Linked DNA regions of Homo sapiens: region 2 is linked to region 1. Evidence: chromatin loops called from intact Hi-C (ENCODE). Cell type or tissue: Caco-2. All regions are shown on one strand.

Region 1 (2,500 bases):
CCATGGGCATTTATCAATGCAAAGTAATAACAATAAGCTCAGGAAACTTTATTTTTTTATTATAAGTCACCAAAAGTATTCAGGCATGAGGCACTCTTTTGTTTTCTCTTGAAATGTTTGTAATGAAACGGTGGTTCCTGACTATTTTCCCATAAGCCTTCTCTGAAACTTAGCTGAAAACTATTTCCTTTTTGGTGAGTAAATATTTAATTAACTATGTGAAATACAGTATTAACCCAGATATTTGGTGGGCAGCTTCTGAGAATCTCAGATATTAGCAAAAGGGTTGTATACTCTGTTTAATACCCCAAAGTATCATTAAATATTGAAAGTGGTTTAAAAAAAAAAAAACAACTTTGGTTCTTAAAGAGGCAATGTGGTTTTCTAAAAAGACCTTTTCATCTCAGCTCTTTCATTAACCAGCTCTGAGACTTTGGGAAACTAATTTATGTAGATTTGAAGGCTTTTAACAACCTGGCACTGACCAACTTCTGCAAAAAATATTTTCAACTCCTCGTTTTTACCCTTCGCTCCAGTCTTTCACTACTTTTTCTCTCCTGCCTTGCTGTCTTTTCATCCAATTATTTTGCAAAGCAGTTCATTTCTTTCTTTGCAGACTAAGTCCTAGAGAGCCTCACTCTTGACTCTCACAGGGGCCTTCAAGGCATTTTGCAAAGCAGTTCGTTTCTTTCTTTGCATACTAAGTCCTAGAGAGCCTCACTCTTGACTCTCAAAAGGGGCCTTCAAGGCATTTTCCAAAACAAAGCGACATCTCTTCTTATATAAATGTTTCTACAGTGCTAGTTATCAAAATGCTTATTTTTAATAGAGCAGCAACTTTTTCTCCTACCTGCATCAGTATAATAATATATTCTTGATAAGCTTATTGAATAAGAAAAAAATTATTGTTTTTAGGCCTACTATATTTTAACCACTGATTTAGCGTGAGCGTTTGGATAAGTTCTCACTTCATCTTGACTATAACTCTGTTAACTAAGAATCTGTGCAAAAAATTGGGCTCAGAGAGGTTAAGTAATTTCTCCAATGCCTCACAGTTTATAAGTAGTAACATTGGAATTTAAATCCACATCCATCTGTTTTTATTACCTACAAAAAAAGAGGTTTAACCAGATAATCTCTGAGGTTCCTTAAGATACAAATTTCAGTGAATCTGTGTATGCAATAAAGGATTAACTCAGTAGACCTGAGTTGCACAAACCCTGCGTGTTCCAAAGAAAAGTTTGCCCCTTGACTGACTCCTGGATGATAACCTCTAAGAACCTGGAAATATCCTGCCTGATAAGACTCTTTTTTGTCTACCTTGGACCTTGGGTCATCCAGATAGTTTATGCTAATGGTCCTAGTTATGGTGGAAACCTTGGGCTATGCAATATCAGTTTGACCTCTGAAGGAGCTGGAAACTGAGTAAATAAGGTCAGCCACATGAGTTACAGCCATACAGAGTGACTTCTGATTTAATGACTGAAGTCTGGCTCTTAGAATTTTTGCTACTGGCAGCAATTTCAGGAAAACAGAACCTCAAAGAAGAGAATCCGGGATGAGTTCTCTGATCTGAATAGAGTTAAAGAATGTAATGGCCTCACTGCTAGCAAAAAAAAAAAAAAAAAACTTTGTTGGTATACAATGTACGGAGGCTAAATAATTTTTTAATTTCCACTTTTAGTTTCCTGGAATTATGAGCCTATAAGAAAGCTAAGTGTTGAAAGACCATATGACTTCTTCAAGAGAATCTTTGAGCAGAAAGTTTGACAACAACAACGATGGAGCTGGCTGGATATCTAAGACTGAAACTTACGGAAGGATGATCTATAAATTCTCAAGCAAGGAACCAAAAAAGCTTCTATGTTCTGAAAGAACGTTTTATTTCTTGTAGCTGCAGAGCTAAGATTTCTGAGAGCCAAATCTAAAATTGGATCCTATGGGTGACTGGGTAACAATGAAAGCTGAAATCACAGTGAGCCTTGTCAGGCCTCTTTCGTAAAAGTTAAAGTGTTGCCTGGAAAAGAATGGGGACATGAAAATTGGAACAGGGCACTTGGGGAGATTCTAAAGGGGAGGACAGCCCATTATTCTTGAGTGGCAGTTGCAGGCAGATGCTGACCAGATGGTGGATACGAGGCACACAGCAGTGTCTGTGTCTGGCAAGGTCTTGAGGACAACCTACTTCAGTGTTGCTGGCTGAGATTGTAGGTAGTGGGCTTCTTGACCTGCCCTTTCCCTAGCCCATTTGACAGGGATGAAACCTTGAATCTCCTGTATTGAAATACAAAGAACAACTTCCATTTGCCTGAATGAACACTGACCAATACAAGACTAAACATCAGTTACCTAAACAATTAGGAAATTTGTTAATATGAGACACTCACTTTTGAGCAATGTTAAGCAAAAGGGTCATATAGACATGAAAAGTAAGTGATGTCCCTAAACCAAGTAGGAGTGAGTGGATATTAGCGAGTGCTTCCAGCCATGTGCACTATAA
Region 2 (2,500 bases), 500 kb after region 1:
TCAGATGTTAGGCTCCCTGGATTCATTTTACTTCTCCTTTCTACCTTTCACTGAACTCTACATCTTTAGTTTCTATGAGTTCTTTCTCGTCTTGTTTTTTTTGTTTTTGAGACAGAGTCTCTAGTCTGTCACCTAGGCTGGAGTGCAGTGGTGTGATCACAGCTCATTGCAGCCTTGTTCTCCTGGGCTCAGGTGATCCTCCCACCTCAGCCTCCCAAGTAACTGGGACTACAGTCATAAACTACCTCACCCAGCTAACATTTGTATTTTTTGTAGAGATGGGGTTTTGCCATGTTGCCCAGGCTTGTCTCAAACTCCTGGGCTCAAGTGATCCTCCTGCCTCGGCCTCCCAAATGCTGGGAATACAGGCCTGAGCCACCGTGCCCAGCCTTCTTTCTTTTTCTACTGCTCCTTTTATGTAGCATTTTTTAAATTGTTCTTTTATCTCTTTGATCATCCTAACTGGTTTTATGTTTTCAGTGACTCTGCATTTTATCTGTTTCCTTCCAATTTCTTTTACTCTCTCTTCATTTGTTTTGGTCTTTCTCTTTGGTGTTAGAGAATTTCCTCAAATGTCTGTGAGCTCTGACTATCAGATCATACTTAAAAGCAAAAGGCCAATCATCACTGGAACCTCTGTGTTTACAGGTTGGCCTTGTTTAGCAAATAAAAGTTTTGTATGTATATGTTTAAGGAAAACTCTAAGTTTTTTTTTTTTAATGAAAACTACAAACTTTATTTTTCAACATAAGCTCAATCAAGTTCAAGACACTTTTGTAAGCGATGATACCAGCCATTTAGTTTATCTGTAAAAAACTGAGGTCCTGGGAATTTAACCATGTCAATGCTGTCTTTTTTACATTATTGACTGAAGAAAAAGGCTGTCCTTCAATGGTATTTTAAGATCCGAAACAAAAAGAAAACAAAAAGAGCCAAATTACAACTGTAAAGTGGATGCCTAATGATTTCCCACTGAAACTCTTACAAAATTGCCCTTGTCTGATGAGAGGAATGAGCAGGAGCATTGTTGTGGTGGTGAAGGACTCTCACGTGAAGCTTCCCAGGTGTTGGAAAACTCCAAGTTAGTGCTGAGAAGACATGTGTCATATGGCAAAGTCACTGAAAGAATGTCCATGCACCTTTCTTGTCTTGGTAAATTTAATACTATACATAGCAAGATATATTATCAGAAAACTGCCAGTAAAAGTATACTTGGTAACTCAATAGCCCTTATTTAACTTTGGACATTTATACCTAATTGTGAATATTGTTCTTAATGTGTATTTTATTAAAAGTTAAATATTTTCACATACTCTTAATAATAAAAAGTTGGCTACATTAAGATAAGCGGGGTTTAAAATTTTCCCCGAGATTCTCATGTTTGCTAAACCCACACTTTACCAGGCCAGTTTTAAAAACTGTTTGGGCTAGAAAAAAGAACTAGTATGTGAAGTGAGCAGTATGAGAGACATCTAGTGGTCAAACTGTACACATAAATGCTCTTTAAAATGCTCAGCACAAAATAGGAGAAGCTAGTTAAGGCTCTAGTAAATTCTGAGGATTAAGGATCTGCATGGCACAAATTTACAGTTTCTTTTTTCTTTTTTGTTTTTGAGACAGTCTCGCTCTGTCGCCCAGGCTGGAGTGCAGTAGTGTGATCCTGGCTCACTGCAACCTCCGCTTCCCGAATCAAGCAATTTTCCTGCCTCAGCCTCCTGTGTAGCTGGGATAACAGACAAATGCCATCACACCTGGCTAATTATTTTTAGTGGAGACAGGGTTTCACCGTGTTGGCCAGGCTGGTCTTGAACTCCTGACCTTAAGTGATCTGCCCGTCTCGGCCTCCCAAAATGTAGTTTTTAAATCATATATACATATATATGAGACAAGAGTCTTGCTCTGTTGCCCAGAGTGCACTCTAAAATGCAGTGGTACAATCATAACTCCGTCACCTCGGCCTCCTGGGCTCAAGCCATCCCACTTCAGCCACCCGAGTATCTAGGACTACAGGCATGTGTCACCATGCCCAGCTAATTTTAAAATCTTTTGTAGAGACAGAGGCAGTCTCACTGTGCTGCCCAGGCTGGTCTCAAACTACTGGCCTCAAGCGATCCTCCCACCTTGGGATCCCACCTAGCGATCCCAGAACACTAGGATTATGGGCATGAATCACTGCACCTGGCTGATGCCACAGTTTAAGACTTGAGCTCAGGTTTACAAAAAGAGAATTAATAACAAACAGTAATTTATATATCAGTTCCCAATTAAGGCAGCATGATATAATGAAAAGAAGCATGTAGTTCTTTTTAAGCATGAATTTGGCCTCTAGCCCTAAGATTGTGAGCAATTTTTTCAACCTTTCTAAATCAATTTTCTTTCCTGTAATATGGTCTTACCTATCCTCACAGAAATGTTGTGAGAAATAATATAACATTCTAGCATAGTATCTTGTACATAGTTGGCACTGAGTAAATGTTAATTCCCTTAAAAAATGTTGAGG

Evidence for each region. A loop is a pair of places that touch in the nucleus more often than their neighbours do. Peaks named below come from ENCODE experiments on the same cell type or tissue, not always from the same donor. Only the 100,000 strongest peaks of a DNase experiment are listed, where the experiment ranks them.
Region 2: a loop joins it to region 1, with 5 times the contacts of the local background. A loop is called at or near these places in 1 of 110 quality-filtered maps.

What each region holds. Positions count from the first base shown.
Region 1 is chr12:63,083,497-63,085,996 of GRCh38, reverse strand. No RefSeq gene overlaps it. Among named protein-coding and RNA genes, the nearest start is that of AVPR1A, 66 kb to the left of the region's middle. In Caco-2, no CTCF peak of the experiment used is centred here; a DNase peak (open chromatin) is centred at 1,246.
Region 2 is chr12:62,580,941-62,583,440 of GRCh38, reverse strand. The region is part of intron 32 of MON2 (MON2 regulator of endosome-to-Golgi trafficking); the gene reads right to left. Among named protein-coding and RNA genes, the nearest start is that of MIRLET7IHG, 21 kb to the left of the region's middle. In Caco-2, a CTCF peak has its summit at 1,486 (motif pointing left); no DNase peak of the experiment used is centred here.